2 separate regions of the Homo sapiens genome follow, and region 1 is linked to region 2. The links are chromatin loops, found by intact Hi-C in ENCODE. Cell type or tissue: sigmoid colon. All regions are shown on one strand. Links, peaks and the distances in the headings refer to the core of each region. The heading gives the core; the rest is flanking DNA.

Region 1 (8,335 bases), core at 264-8,263, 55 kb before region 2:
TTGGACTCACATAAATGGGAGATGCAACACATGCCCTTTTGTGTATGGCTTCTTTCATGTAACATTCTGTTTATGAGATTCATCCACGTGCTGTGTGCAATTGTAGGTCATTTCCATCACTATAGAGATTCCAGTGGGTGCCCATCCCACAAGATATCTGCCCATTCTATTTATTCATTCTTTTGATGGGCATGGGAGGATGTTGAGTTTGGGGTTATGACGAACATTGCTGCTATGAGCTTCCTTGCCTTTTGCTCCACACGTGCATGTATTTTTGTTGAGAATACACTAGGTAGTGGAATTGCTGAGTTGTAAAGTAAGCCCATGTTTAACTCTAGGAGATGCTTTATAAAGTGGTGGTAGAATTTATCTCCCACCAGCAGCATGGGATGGCTTCTGTTGCTCCACATCTTGCAAGATTTCTATTCCATTTTGCAAATGATGAAGACCGAAAGATAACAAGCTTTGTCTCAAATGCAGCTAGTGGATCCTAAGACTAGAATCCATCCACTCATTGAGCCACAGATATTTACTGAGCACTCACTCTGTGCCAGCTGTATGCTGGGGCTGGGATTCATGCGTCACCATGCTGCATGGCACCTACACCCTCATGGAACTGCCAGTTGAGCTGAATTGAAGGTGAGCTCAGATGTGTTTGTGCCCATGGTTTCACTTTTCCACTCTCTCACCCTTTCTCTACACCCTCTTGGAGCCCAGGAGTATTCTTGACACATATTAGGTGCCCAATAAATATGGAATGAAAGAATGAAAGAATGAGAAATCTCAACAGGCCCCTCCCTGCATTTTTTTTTTTTTTTGTCCTGGTATTTCTGGGCTGATGAGCAACCATAGGGATATTTGTTCTCAGGAGGATACTTCATCAGGTCTGACTTCTAGACCTAAACCCCAGGGCCCAGGTGGGAGGGACCTGTGCACCCTTCAGAGCTAGAGTTTATTGTAGGAGAGGATGGTATGTCCACAGAGCCTGGGGTAAAGTTTTTAGGGTAGCAGAAGCCCCACTCTAAGGGAGACTTAAGGTTGCAAGATGTGGACTTTCCTTCTGATCAGCAGAAGTCAGCTGGGGGACTCTCCAGCCTGGCATGCAGAGGGTTGGCTGGTTTCATGGTGGGTTGGTTCATGAGCAGCCTCCTGTTCTGTAAGGAGAAGAGGTAGCGTCTGTCACCAGTGTGCCCACCTCCCAACTCCCACACCGAAGGGAAACCCTCATCCATCCATGGTGACCAAAGGCAGGTGCCGGGAGCGTTCACGTGAAAACCCTCCCCAAATGATGCTGAATTGTTTGCTTCTTGGTGTCTTCACTTCACTAGTCTGTGAGCTCTATATGGGCAGGGACTATAACTGTTTATCTGTAACTGGAGTAGAGATGGTCTCAGGTTTGGGATGGGGCCAGTGTTCCCTACTGGATTGGGTGGAGATCTTGGAAGCAGCTCGAATCTCTGGTAACCTGATGACTTCAGTGACTTGGCAGGGCACAGCCTGCTTGGTAGGGGTACGTTCTGCTGTCCCAGCTCTCTTGGGGGACAGTGTGGTCATCATAATATGGTCACCTCTAAAGTGTTCTCACGGCACATGCAGACGCCCCTTAGCAGGCCTCCCTGGGGGCTCCAGGGCCGGGGGTACCTCTTTCAGCCACTTGCCAGTCCTAAGAAGTCCTCACTGGATGGACCAGACACTCACCTATGAGGCTTTTCAACAGTTTCACATCCAGCTGCCCGAGGATTTCACCGATCAGAGGACATACCTGGACCATCAGCACAGAGAGAAGGATCAGGCCAGGGGCTGGAAAAGGAAAACTGAAGTGACTGTGGCAGGAAACTTCAACTCCATGGGATTTTTTCCAGTAGGAATCGTGGCCAGAGCAGCTCCCTTGTAGTGAGCGCCAACTACCTGCTCAGTGTCATGCACAACACTTCGACGCTTTGTCTCCACAAATCCTCATCATATAAGATAGAGACTATGGTGGATCCCATGCTACAGGTGGGAACACTGAGGCTCAGGGAGGCAAAGTCTCTTGCTCAAGGATAGGCTGGCAAAACTCATGGCCAAACTGAAATTTTAAATTGAGATTTTTCAAGCTCTAAAATCCAATGTTTGAAATCCTTTGCTAAATTGCCAGTGGATATATGCCCTAACCCTCGGACTCAAGGATGCTCAAGATGCAAAGTTTTTTCTAAACTTACCTGACTTTCTACCATGTGTGGGAGAACTTTTTGCAGATTCTCTTTGAGGTTGTAGAGAAACTGATTCATCTTTGGTGGGATAGCCCTAGAAAGAAAGGTAGAGGCACAGAACAGAACAGAGCAATCCAGGCAATATTAAAGCCAGGAGGTATGTGTTGAGTATACTTTCCACAGTCTTTTAGTCCTCACTCAGCCCCATGCCAGAAGTATCATTGTCAGTGATCATCAAAGGGGTAGCTCAGACCTTGCCCAAGGTCACACAGCTAATAAGTGCTGGTTATATTAGAAACATGGCAATAGAGCACCAGATTCCAGAGTCTTTCCCTTACACCGTCCTCCCATGAATGTCTGGTACAATCTAGGTACTCAATGAATATCTGATGAATAAATGAACAGACATCCACTGAGGTCTTCATTGCTTTCAGCATTCCGGAATTACAGAGATAAATCAGGCACAAGTCTTGCCTTCAAGGGACTTACAGTCAGTTGAAATTGAAAGACTTGGTCAGCCAGTCTATGGAGCTTTATTAAAGCTGTATTTTGTGTCTTGTTCACCACTGTATCCCTAGCATCAGGTGTGGTGCTGGCATACAGTAGGTTTTTGGGAAATATATGAATGAATGAGTGATAAGGAGGAGCTTCATAGAAGATGGGACGGGCATTCCAGGCAAGAAGATCAGCATGTGCAAAGGCACAGTGGTGTGAAAATGTACGGTGTGTGGTGGAGGACAAAGGGCTGAAAAGTTGGCAGGGGAGAGGACAAGCAGGGCCTTGAGTGAAATTTGGGAGTTGCTGTTTACCCAGAGGGCACTGGGAACCACTGGAGGCTTTGGAGCAGGGGCTTGGGCATGGCCAGATTTCTGTGTTAGAAAGTTATTTCTGCTGCAGGATGAGGAATGGAGTGTAGGAGGGGAGATCCGGGCCAGGGAAAGCCAGGTGAGTTTCCTGTAGTGCTCCAGGTAGTGGAGTAGGAGATGGAGATAAAAGAGAGAAGCTGAGGGCTACTAGCAAGTCATTGATGGGAACTTGTGATGATGGGCTTGAGGAGTGAGGAGGGAGAAGAGTCTGGCTTCTGGGAGGGTGGTAGGGTCATCACGGATGGGAACATGGGAGGAGGAGCAGATCCCGGGGGAAGGATGAGATCTGCTTTGGACTAATTTAGGAGACGGTCAGGAAGTGACCCTGCAGCTGGGGCTCATCAGGAAGGAGGCCCAGCTCTGGGGAGGGGCAGCTGGGGTCTTACTCAGTGAGGATGGCCACATGGACACTGCTGGGCTCTGCATCGCATTTGCCTATCACCAGATCCCTCCGGCCAAACTCGTCTTTCTCCAGCCAGAACTCCACAACGATGCTCATATGTGCACACATCTTTACGATGTTGTTATCGAAGGACCTGCAGATGAGAGAGGAAGAGGAGGAAGGGCAAGGGGAGGAGGTAGAGAAAGAGTAGAAATCTCCGTATTGGCAAAGACGGGCACTGTCCACCGTTAGGGCTTCCCCTGGCACTCTGAGTCCTTTCAACAAACTAGGCCCAGTTAAATCCTGAAGTCAGTGATTAAAGAGAAAACAGCTGTAGCCAGAGTGACTCTGAAAACCCCTTAAATAGGCCTTTGGAAATTCAAACGTTGAGAGTTAATCTCTGTTTCAAAAATCTTTCCCATTTAGCTGCATCCTCCCTTTCTTGGGGGCAGTGGATGTCAAAGGATAGTTTGAACAGGAGGATGGTGAGCAGGGGCGATGAGATGATTACAGCAGTTCTCCCTTTCTCTCTTTAATCAAGCCCAGTTGTTGTGAACTCTCATAGGTTTGAATGAGCAAATGACTTCCTTCCACTGACTAATGATTGTCATCATATTTCAGGTGAAGAAACCAAGGCTCAGAGAGGTGAAGTGACTTGCCCAAGGTCACACAGCAAGTGGCTTTGGAAGCCAGGATTTGAATTTAGGTTGGGATCAGAAAGATCTGAATTTCCCAGGTTCCCTGCGAGGAGGGCCAGCACCTCTCAGATTCTGCTTCTGTATGACTCACGGTCTCAATTCAAGGTCAAATTCAAGTGAGATATTTGCCGAGAACCACTCCTTATGGAATGATATCTGGATCCCACCACAGTCCAGCTGAATGTTGGTGATGTTGATGCTGCACAAGGAAAGAGCAGAGGCCCCACAAGGGTGAGGGACTTCAGAACAGGTAAGGCTTCCTGCTGAGAAACAAGGCTGTCCGACTATAAAGAGGGCCTGGCAATGGGATTTGGACTGTGATTCTTTTACAGATGCTCTGAGGGCAAGAGTCAGGTGCGGGAGCCCTGGACTGCAAGCTGCCCCAGAGTGGCCCTAACAGTGCCACACAGTTTTGATTTGTGCAGCTGGGCCCCCACTGTTCCTTGTGTGGGCCTTCCACCTTCTCTTCTTTCAATCTTCCTACCTTCCCTCTTCACAGGCCTTGCACCTCCCCAGCCCCCCATCAGCTCTACCCTTCGATCTAGAGCTCTATAAAGAGTTCCAGGGCCACGGATAGAACTCAGGGTCTCACCTGCTCTCTTGCTGCTGCTGGTGTTTCCTGCCGCTGATTAGCCAGCCCACCAGCCCTGGGGCCACTTGTGCTGAGGCATTCAGTCTGTCCCCAAAGTGGATGTTCTGAATTCGGCTTTCTGCGTTGTGCTTTATGAGGCCCTGAGCAATAACTGGAAATGCACAAGGACCACTGACTTTGCACAGTGTCACGGAAAAGGTGGGGGGCTTGGGATTCGGAGGCCTGGGTTGCAGGCTGGTGCAAGATCTGATTGCTTAGTGAGTGGTGCATGTCACCACCTCCCCATGGAGATCTACCTTCTTCATCTATGAAATTATGCTTTGCAAGATTGATGTGAGAAATAAAGAAAAACACCTGCAGAGGGTGTGGCAGGCAACAGCTGCTCAAAGTGGGGTATTCTGGTTGAAAGTTCACCCAACACTGTATTTCAGTCTGGAGCACGGAGCTAACATACAGGATGTAGATCAGAGTCAATGTTGGTTGAAGAGAAAATTAGATGGGTAAGCCTGGAAAGAATAGATGTAAATTGCTCCACACCATGTCTAGAATAAATTGCAGGACCCAGTGGAGCTTCCACCAGAAAGGAATAAATCTCCCAAAGGAAGGAATTTTTAAAGCTATGGAGATGCTTAAGTCCTTTCTATTTTGTCTCTAGACCCTCCTGCCTGGGATGAGGACCCAGCTCTGATGAACCTCGTAGTGTACCACAGGGCACATTATTTCACTGGTTTGACCTGCCCTGAGATCAGTTCCCACACTGAGAACTCTGGGTTACTCCAGAGCAGCAGAAACCTTTGTCATACCCCATCCCCCTCCTCCAAGACAGCACCTTGGAGTTGTTTGTTTCAGCAATGTTTGTTTCTGTCGCTTACAAACAAGAATGTGTCTGGAGTAGCAGATCTTGATTCAAATCCTGGCTCTATCATCTCCCTGGGTCTTGGCTTCTTCATCTGTATAACAGGGGCAGTACCTCACAGGGTTCTTGTGAGGAATATTAAGACCATTCATTCATTCATCCAACAAATATTTATTGAGCATCTACTGGGTGTCAGGCCCCAAGCTGGTCACTGAGGGTACAAACCAGTTTTATGTCTACTAGGAGAGAAATATATTAAACAAATAGTTTCAAGGATAGAGTGAACCTATAGGTATGCCCAGAACTCTTAGTAGTTCTTGGTTCATGATTATAGTGGTGCTTGGGAATTTGTGAGCAGCAGACACCAGTGGTTGCCAGTCTAATATTCATCTATCCATCCATCCATTCATCCGCTCATCCATCCATCCATCCACTCATCCATCCATCCATCCATCCATCCATCCATCCATTCATCCGCTCATCCATCCATCCATCCACTCATCCATCCATCCATCCATCCATCCATCCATCCATCCATCCATCCATCCATCTGTCCATCTATCCATCCATTTATCCATTTATTCATTCTATTTTCCTCATCTGAACCCTGATTTTATTCAAGTACTCCCTTAAATTCCTGGTCTAGATGAGGCTGTTGATTATCTGAACCATCAGGTGTGCCTCACCCTCACTGACTCTTTTGGGTTCAAAGTTGGCACATGACCCAGTTGGCTCTATCAGACCAAACAAGAGGGGAAAATTCCTTTCTGTTTCTCCTATCGGAAAGAAGCAAGACAGCCTATAGCGCCAATGGCCATGGGCCACCATTTTCCTACCACAATGGGAACCAGCATGAGGATAAAACCATGATGATAGCAGAGCTGAGAAATAGACAAAATCTAGTCTGGAGGCAAACTTTGAACTCATGACTGAACCAAACCTGGAGCTTGTCCTATCTCTGACTTTCAGTTATGTAAAATGACAACTTTTTTTATTGTGTAAGCCAGGTTGAGTTGGGTTTTCTGTTGCCTGCAGCTAAGTACTCTAACTGATAATATAGTTTCACTGCCTTGACCCTACCTGAGATCAGGCCCTACACTGAGAACTCTGGGTTACTGCAGAGAAGCTGCTACTGGTCATAGCAATAAACATATGCATAGTCAAAGAACTTTTCACATACTTTCCAGCATTTAAGTTTGAAAAGCAGCTTCGTGAACTAACATTCTAACTGCACTTATTGTATAAATGAGGTTACCTGGGTTCAGAATTATACGCCAATATATTCAATAACCTAAATGAAAAGGATACATTTATGCCAACCACAAAATGCCAAGTTTCAATGAGGAAAAATAGAAAACATTCATAACCAAAGAAATTAAGAAATTTCTTAACAAATAAAAATGATGATTGAAGATCTCATTCTCTGAGAGCTTTTGATCTAGAAGATTTTATGCAGAGTTTTATCAAACTTTTATAAAGAGATAAATGTGAAAGAAAATTTAAAAACAGAAAGACGTTAAATTCATTCTCTGAGGTTAGTATAACTTTCCTAGCCTCAAGGACAGTACCAAGAAAAGAAAGTTACATATTAGTTTTATGTATGAAAAGTTTGCTAAGATCCTAAACAAATTATTAGCTAATGAAATCTTGGCCAGGCGCAGTGGCTCACGCCTGTAATCCCAACACTTTGGGAGGCCAAGGCGGGCGGATCACCTGAGGTCTGGAGTTTGAGACCCGCCTGGCCAACATGGTGAAACCCTGTCTCTACTAAAAATACATAAATCAGTAGGTCGTGGTAGTGGGGGCACCTGTAATCCCAGCTACTCGGGAGGCTGAGGCAGGAGAATCATTTGAACCCAGGCTGGGAGGTGGAGGTTTCAATGAGCTGAGATCCCGCCACTGTACTCCAGCCTGGGTGATAGAGCAAGACTCCATTTGAAAAAAAAAAAAAAAAAATCTAACAGTACATCATAAAAACTTTCATTTTAAAAGTGTTAGGAAGGTTCAACAGCAGAAAAATCTATTAATACAATTTATCATTTAGTAGGTTGGAGGAAAAAAGTGATTAACTTTTAGATGCAGAGAAACATTTGTTAAAGGTCAATACTGACTTATGAGTAAGAAAAATTCATAAAGCTAGGGGCATAAGGAACAGGCTTAATGTGATAAACACTATATTCCAAAAACCCACAGAAAATTTACTTGTAGGGGAATTCTGGATTAATTTCCATTCCTGTAGAAGGCTCTGGCTACAATGCAAGATAAGAAAAAGGCACAGGAAGTGTCAGGCTTAGAAGAGAAAAGATAAAGCTATTACTACTTATGGACAATATAATCCCCTAGATAGAAAAACCTACAGAATAAATAAAACAATAAAAATATAAGAGGTCAGCAAGGCTTTTGAATATCAGAAGAAGTCAACAGCTTTCCTTCCATCTGTACCTGCAATTCCAACTAGAAAATATAATAGAAGATTAGGTAGCATTTACTATGGCAATGAAAACTATAAATTCTCTGGGAATCATGTTAATAAATCATGCTCAATACATTGATAGGACTTTAAAATTCTCTTATGGGATATATAGTAAAATCTGAATAAATGGAAAGATACACTAAATTTATGATTGGGAAGTCTAAAATATCAACTCTCTTTAAATTAACAAATTCATTTTAACTCCAATCCAATTTCCAGCCTTATTTTTTTTTTTTAGATGGAGTCTTGCTCTGTCCCCCAGGCTGGAGTGCAGTG
Region 2 (8,335 bases), core at 38-8,037:
GGTGGGTCTGGCCTTGCTCAGACCACCTTGGCTCTGTGGGAGGGGAATGAGGCTTGTCCATCTGTCTTTCATCTTAAACTTACCTCCTCAAAGATATGTTTTCCCTTTCCTTAGAGCAAAGATCTCCACCCTGAAGGACCAACTCACCCAAAAATGTCCGTGTTAGTTGGAAGCAGCTTAGAAATGACATTGTTCAGCAATTTCTCAGCTTCCTGGGCCTTCTGCTTGGCCAGTTGCCAAGCACTGGATTTCTGAAGCACTCCTAGGTCGACCTTCAGTTTCTCAAGGATGCCTGCCAAAAACAATCGCCATTTTGTGTCACGCACCACTTACGAAGTAGCTACGATGCTCCAGGTACCGGGTAAGACTGTTTGCCTATGTTATTTCATTTAATCTTTATAACAACTCAGTGAAGTAGATATTGTCACTGTCTGCTTTTTTATAGCTAAGGAAATAAAGGCTCTAGATGGTTAAGAAACGTGTCTAGCCACACAGCCAGGGAACTCTTGTTTCCTCCATACTGCCTCCGTACTATTAATAATATATACTGATTATTTATCAACAGTGCAATCAACCAGTTGGCCAGGCAATTGCTATTGATTGTACACCAGTGTCTAGGAGTGACTTAGGGGTCCATTGTGCTAAGTGAGATGCTCACGTGAGTTTGAAAAACTAGAAAGAATGAGAGAATACACTCAAGAAATGAAAAATCTAGAATCCAGGAGAAAAAATGGCTCCAATCCATGAAACTGGAAAACGAGAGTCCCAGAATGACAGCTTTCCAGCAGGTCCACAGAGCAATAATAATAATTTTTTTTTTTTAACTTTAAGTTCCGGGATACATGTGCAGAATGTGCAGGTTTGTTACATAGGTATACATGTGCCATGGTAGTTTGCCGCACCTATCAACCCGTCATCTAGGTTTTAAGCCCCACCTGCATTAGGTATTTGTCCTAATTCTCTCCCCCACCTTGCCCCCAAGCCCCCAAATGGCCCCAGTGTGTGTTGTTCCCCTCCCTGCATCCATGTGTTCTCATCATTAAACTCCCATTCATGAATGAGAACATGCAGTGTTTGGTTTTCTGTTCCTGTGTTAGTTTGCTGAGGATGATGGCTTCTGGCTTCATCCATGTCCCTGCAGAGGACATGATCTCATTCTTTTTTATGGCTGCATAGTATTCCATGGTGTATATGTACCACATTTTCTTTATCCAGTCTATCATTGATGGGCATTTGGGTTGGTTCCATGTCTTTGCTATTGTAAATAGTGCTGCAATAAACATATGTGTACATGTGTCTTTATAGTAGAATGTTTTATATTCCTCTGGGGATATACCCAGTAATGGGATTGCTGGGTCAAATGGTATTTCTGGTTCTAGATCCTTGAGGAATCACCACACTGTCTTCCTCAATGGTTGAACTAATTTACAGTCCCACCAACAGGGCAAAAGTGTTCCTATTTCTCTACAGCCTTGCCAACATCTATTGTTTCCTGACTTTTTAATAATTGCCATTCTTACTGGTGTGAGATGGTATCTCATTGTGGTTTTGATTTGCATTTCTCTAATGATCAGTGATGATGAGCTTTTTTTCATATGTTTGTTGGCCACATAAATGTCTTCTTTTGAGAAGTGTCTGTTCATATCCTTTGCACACTTTCTGATAGGGTTGTTTGTTTTTTTCTTGTAAATTTGTTTAAGTTCCTTGTAGATTCCGGATATTAGACCTTTGTCAGATAGATAGATTGCAAAAATGATCTCCCCTTCTGTAGGTTGCCTGTTCACTCTAATGCCAGTTTCTTTTGCTGTGCAGAAGCTTTTCAGTTTAATTAGATCCCATTTGTTAATTTTCCATGCTCACGGATAGGAAGAAACAATATCATGAAAATGGCCATACTGCCCAAAGTAATTTATAGATTCACTGCTATTCCCATCAAACTACCATTGACTTTCTTCACAGAATTAGAAAAAAAAACTACTTTAAATTTCATATGGAACCAAAAAAAGAGCACATATAGCAAGACAATCCTAAGCAAAAAGAACAAAGCTGGAGACATCATGCTACCTGGCTTCAAACTATACTACAAGGATACAGTAAGCAAAACAGCATGGTACTGGTACCAAAACAGACATATAGACCAATGGAACAGAACAGAAACTTCAGAAATAACACCACATGTCTACAACCATCTGATCTTCAACAAACCTGACAAAAACAAGCAGTGGGGAAAGGATTCTGTATTTAATAAATGGTGCTGGGAAAACTGGCTAGATGTATGCAGAAAACTGGAACTGGATCCCTTCCTTACACCTTATTAAAAACTTAACTCAAGATGGTTTAAATACTTAAATGTAAAACCCAAAACCATAAAAAACCTGGGCAATACCATTCAGGACATAGGCACGGGCAAAGACTTCATGACACCAAAAGCAGTTGCACCAAAAGAAAGCAATAATTCTTATAGGAGGAGGAGGACAAAGTGTCTTTATGATAGGTCTCTGGAGAACAGGGGGATGGGAATAAATGTCGTGACTGGGTGTGGTGGCTCACGCCTGTAATCCCAGTACTTCGGGAGGCCAAGGCAGGAGGATCACTTGAGGCCGGGAGTTCGAGACCAGCCTGGGCAAAATGGTGAGACTCCACCGCTACAAAAAATGTAAAACTTAGCCAGGTGTGGTGGTGTGCACCTGTAGTCCCGGCTACTGGGGAGGCTGAGGTGAGAGGATCAGTTGAGCCCAGGAGGTTGAGGCTGGCAGTGTACTCTAGCTTGGGTGACAGAGTGAGACCTTGTCTCAAAAAATAATAAATGTCATGATAGATACAGGATGATGCTCATGAAAATAATTAAGTATATATGAGAAGAAAATAATTCAAGTGAGAAACAACAGGGCAATTACTAACTTAAGGAAAAACAAAAGACTATACCGTATAAGAAAAGAGATGTAATCATAATATTGTAACTTGGCTCTGTAATGGACAATATCTACCTAGTTATAATGATTCAGAGAATGACACTTTAAATAAAATTGGTGATATAACTACGTCTAATCGTATAATTCACGAGGTGACTTTGGTTTAGACATTTCTGTCTCTGGGCCTCAGTTTTCTCAGCTGTGAAATTAGAGTGTGAGTCCTTTCTGCATCTTTGAAAGTTACCTAAGCCCTTGACAAGGTTTGAAAGGCAGCCATTTGCAGAAGTTACCTCCTCCTACAAAAACTGTTTTTGATGTGCTGCTAATGTTTCCATAAAACAAAAAGAAAGCCAAGTTATTTTAATAGGTTAGCATAAAAAGGAGGTATAAATAAATATAAAGGTAGGTAGCTTTACAGATACCAAGGCTAGGTAGGGATAATTTCCTTAATTTTCACTGAATTAACACAAGTCCATAAAAGAATATTAAACAACCCAAAAGAAAAATATGCTAAGAATATAGACAAAATCCTCAAGTTAAAATATGTAAGTACATAGTAAATATATGAAAAAAGAAGAGGGCTCCTTCATAATTAGAGGAATGCAAAGTGAAATAAGTTATAGCTTTTCATCTGTGAGACAGGCAGAATATTTAAAGTTGTCCATACCCAGTGCTGGAAAAGGAGTGGGAAAAAAGGCACTTTCGTAGACTGTTGGAGAAAGTGTTAACATAGGAGATTATTTGTCAACAGCATAGTTTTTGAACTTTTGAAATCCCACTTGTAGGAATTTATCTTATGCACGTTTATCAGGATATAATATGTAAAAGGCTATTCATTGTGGCATTGCTTGTTTCTAGAAAGATAAACGAATGAGTCAGGAATTGAATAGCCACTTTTCTCAGTAAACCGCCCATAAAGAGTAGCCCCTGGTGGCAGCCTCTGGTAATGCAGGCATAGTGTTTAGGAGGCTAATTTAGGTGACACTGTTCATCACCCTTGTTGATTTACCTTTAAGAGTATTGTCAACTGTCTCAAGTCCCTCGTGAAGAACAGGTTCCAGCTTATCCACGACATTGCTTAGGTCATTGCCAAGATTGTCAAGAAGAGACTCTGAGGTCCCAGTGAGCACGCCGCACAGGAGAACAAGTTTCCAAAGCTGAAGCATCTTTTGTCTTGACACCTGGACAGTCATGGGAAGAACAGGAGTGAGAATTGCCCAGAGGGAAATGGACTCTTCAGTGAGTTCCCATCACTCTTAACATTTAGCATTCCATTAAGATAGATGTGGTTATTTCCTATTTTACAAATGGGCAGCCAAGGTCAGAAAGCTACAGCAACTTGCCCGGAGACACACAGTCAGTGAGCAGAGGAGCTGGGATTTGAAAAGTCAGACTTGACTCCAAGCCCATACTCTTGACACAAAGTTCCTTTTCATACGCTGTCTTCTCTGCCTAAAATATTTTTCTTCTTCTTTACTTTTCCACTTAGGTCAATTCCTACATCATGCCCTCTGTGAAGCCTACTGTAGGCCCCTTCCCAGATTCTAGGTTGGAGGAGTCCCACCTTGCTGCCTTCATTATCCTGATCAAGGTCTTGGATAACACTTCCCTGATGATTTGACCACCTTTCCTACCAGGCTGTGAACTCCTTAGAGGAAGGACTGTGACTTATTTCACTGTCGAATCCTCAGGCGCCAGTAAAAAGCCTGCACCTAGTACAGTACAGTAAACGAATAAATCTTTGTTGAATATAAGTATGAACAAATCAATGGAGACCACCTCATGACCCTGCATTGTTCATTAGTTTGACACTTATTTTAATATAATCTATAGATCTCTAAATTTACTCTGATTTGCCATTTGTCTTGACACCTGGACAGTCATGGGAAGAACAGGAGTAAGAATTGCCCAGAGGGAAATGGAATCTTTAGTGAGTACTCATCACGAACTTGCCATTTAGAGCACATTTAGAGATATATTGATTATCTCTGCTGTATTCAAAATATTAGCTAACCCAAGCAATCCCACCCCTCTGCCTCTTGCCCCCAAAGCCTTCCAAAGACCACCACGTGTGGTGCCACTGGGGGGAGCACGCCACTCACGCGTTTAGAGGAGGATGCTCATGAAATCCTTGCCCCACTGCACAGTCTGCTGGGATTCTGCTGAATGGTGGCGGCTATTATATGGTGGAGATGGGATGGAAGGCTGCCCACAGAAGCAAGCCTTGGTTCTGGGATCATCCAAGGACACTCCAAGGAAAATAACCCCTCTCCAGGATGAGCAGAGAGAGAGATTTCCAACTCAAAGGTCACCCAGGATGCTTGAATTGAAACGGATGGCTATGGAGAGGGCTTTCCGCCAAGACTAAGACCAGGTCCTCATGGAGCCTGCAGCTACCGAGGGGGTGGTCCTTGGTCCTTGTGGGTGAGGACTGGGAGAAGACTGAGAATGAATGAATTGGAGAATGTCCTGGCAGGAGGACCCATAATGACCATCCGGTCTAACTCCGTCATCATTTGGAAACTGAGGCTCAGAGAGGGGAAGCCACCAGCCTGGGGTCATTCAGCAAGACAGGGACCGAGATGGGTCTAGAATTGTGGCCCACAAGGAGTCAGACAGCCTCCCAGGGGTCCTGCCCCCAGGGGTCTGCACCCGGCAGGTGCAGCAGATGCCTGGCAGCTGCTTGTGCTGACACTGGGCTTGGTGTCCCTAAAGGGCACTTTAGATGCACTTTTCTGTTAGTCTTTATGAAAACTCTGTAAGGCAGGTTTTCAGAGCTCCATTTTCCAGTTGAGAAAGCTGAAGTTCAGAGAGGGAGGTGGCTTGTCCATACTTGCAAGGACAGGAACCAGGCATTTGGGCCACCAGGGAAGACCCTTCCACCCATATCAGGCTGAGGTCAGTTAGCAGAGAGGGAGAGTCCCTGGGCCTGAGTATCCTGTTTTTGCTTCGGCCACTGATGTTTGGGTTGGTTGTAACGCCTGCTGCATTGGGCCTGTGTCAACCCGGAACAGCACAGGAAACTCGGGTGGGTGCCCACTTGGCCTCAGGCTGGGAAGGACTGGCACAGAGCTCAGGGTCACCATAGGTCTCTGCCCTTCTGCTCACCCACCTGCAATTCAGCAAGGACCTGGGGGGCCTGTCCTCAAAATGATGCAACCAAGCAAACGGTGGGACAAGACCAGTGGCTCCAGGAGCTGGCTGTTCCTACACTGACCATGGCTCCACTGTTACAGCACAGAGCTGGGCGGCTGCAGGAAGGTGATGGCCAGGCCCCAAGAGCCCAGACCATTAGACCCCTGCTGCAGTCTTGCCTGTGGTCTTGAATGGTTGTCACACCTCCTTCCCTGGCTGCCTGACACCGGGTTCTCCAAACGTCTGAGCCCCGCTCTTCCCCCAGTTGTGAAGCACAGAGCCAAGGGCTGTGCTGAAATCTTGTGAAGGCAGTTTGTCCCAGCCCAGGAACATAGCCCAGGGTGCTGAGCATGATGCAGTGACCTCGAGACCTGGTGTTGGCCCAGGCCTCAGTTGCCTCATCTGTAAAATGGGTAAACACGCTGTTCCTGGATCTCAGAGGCATGGTGGACAGGCAAGGACCTAGGAAATCAAAACGATGGTGAGGGGCTTTGAGGGCAGTGCTCAGAGCCTGGCACTGGGCTTGGGCTGTCCTGGGCATGAATACTCTCTCTCTGCTGGTTGCTGGCCATGTGACCTGGGCCAGAGACCGCACCTTGCTGAGCCTCAGGCTCTTTATCTGTGAAATGGGACTAAGAACAGTGCTCACCTCAAGGGCATGCTGTGAGGTCAAATTAGTGTAATACCCATGAAGGCTTAGCATAGGGTAGGCCCATGATGCACGGCAACAGCAAAGATGGCGAAGAAGATGCTGATGAATATGTGCGCATATGGTCCCGGCTTACGATGGTTTGACTTCAATATTTCAACTTTACTATGGGTTTACTGGGACACAACCCATTATAAAATGAGGACCATCTGGCCAGGCATGGTGGTTCACACCTGTAATCCCAGCACTTTGGGAGGCCGAGGCGGGCAGATCACCTGAGGTCAGGAGTTCGAGACCAGCCTGGCCAACATGGTGAAACCCTGTCTCTACTAAAAATACAAAATCTAGCCGGGTGTGGGGGCAGGCATCTGTAATCCCAGCTACTCTGGAGGCTGAAGCAGAAGAATTACTTGAACCCAGGGGGTGGATGTTGCAGTGAGCCAAGATTGTGCCACTTCACTATAGCCTGGGCAAAAGAGCGAAACTCCGTCTCAAACAAACAAACAAAAATAAAATAAAATGAGGAGCATCTGTCATAAGATTAATATTATATAATATATAATATAGGGTCCTTGGTGGGTGGGGAGGTTGGGATCCTCAGAGGTCACCCGAGGTTCAGGCTGGCTGGTCTGAGTCATTCCGGAAAAAGAAACAGTGACAACTCCTCCTGTGTGCTCCTCCTCCTCCTCTTCTTCCCTCTCCAGGTTACACAAAGTCTTCTCACATAGAAGATGTTTGCCTCTTAGGGACAAAGGCCCCAGCCATGAGGGTCGCGAGATGAATTTCTTATTGAAAATTCCCAGTGAGGCATTAAAGATTAGCTGTGCCAAGACTAGGACATCCTACCTGCTGCGTGACTGCTAATCCCCAGCTGGGGCAGCTTCCTGATCCCACTGGCCCAGCCTTAACCTCCAAGCTGGTATCTTTTTCCATACCTGGCTCAGTGCCCTGGCTAGAAACAGCCTAAGAGGTCATGCAGCCTACTGAGACCAGAGAAAGCGAGTGACAGGGCTGGGGTTGCATGAGGGGCCAGCCAGGCTGGGGGGTGCTCAGCTGACCAGACTGCCCACTGACCTTCCTTCTCCTGTGGACAGAAGCAGCCCCCACCCCTTCTCCAGATAACAAACACACAGGTGTGCACTCCCATTGCACCCATCAAAGATAATTGCCTTATTTTGCTAGTAAAATTGCTGAAAGGCTTGTCACCATTTTGCCTGTGAAATCAGTCAAGTACGAATCATCCATCCAATTTCTAGTAGGTCCTGGTTTCTCACACTTGAACTGCCTACTCAGGAATTCTGGGCAAATAAGAAAGATCAAAGCAACAAAACCTGTTCACACGTTACTGTCCTTCCTGTGACTGCTAAATAGAGCAATTAATAAAGTTGTCACAATGTTACAGTCTGAAGACCTTTAATTCAACTTTTGGTAATTTTGACTTTGCCGGGTTTTCTTCTGGTGACACAGTTTATTCTTTCAGCGCTCAAGTATTTCCCTAAGTCCCGGATTCCACATCTGGACACTAATAGACCCCTCTCAAGTCCTGCCTTTAGAATATGGAGAGCCACTTCCTATGGACTGACAGATGGAGGGGGCCTTGCCCCACTGCAGGCTGGAGTCTTCTTCCTCCTGTCCCATG

What was found. A loop is a pair of places that touch in the nucleus more often than their neighbours do. Peaks named below come from ENCODE experiments on the same cell type or tissue, not always from the same donor. Only the 100,000 strongest peaks of a DNase experiment are listed, where the experiment ranks them.
Region 1: a loop joins it to region 2, with 4 times the contacts of the local background. A loop is called at or near these places in 3 of 110 quality-filtered maps.

What each region holds. Positions count from the first base shown.
Region 1 is chr20:33,220,357-33,228,691 of GRCh38, reverse strand. It overlaps BPIFA3 (BPI fold containing family A member 3), which reads right to left. Exons shown (of 7, transcript NM_178466.5): 2 at 4,731-4,881; 3 at 4,230-4,337; 4 at 3,445-3,594; 5 at 2,202-2,286; 6 at 1,699-1,762; 7 at 886-1,154. The coding sequence ends at 1,075. Among named protein-coding and RNA genes, the nearest start is that of BPIFA3, 7.2 kb to the right of the region's middle. RefSeq lists an enhancer at 3,737-4,936. In sigmoid colon, for the core only: no CTCF peak of the experiment used is centred there; no DNase peak of the experiment used is centred there.
Region 2 is chr20:33,164,889-33,173,223 of GRCh38, reverse strand. It overlaps BPIFA2 (BPI fold containing family A member 2), which reads right to left and starts at 5,065. Exons shown (of 9, transcript NM_080574.4): 1 at 5,015-5,065; 2 at 3,922-4,093; 3 at 148-292. The coding sequence starts at 4,078. RefSeq lists enhancers at 5,926-6,425, 6,426-6,927. In sigmoid colon, for the core only: a CTCF peak has its summit at 3,807 (motif pointing left); no DNase peak of the experiment used is centred there; H3K27me3 peaks cover 632 bases.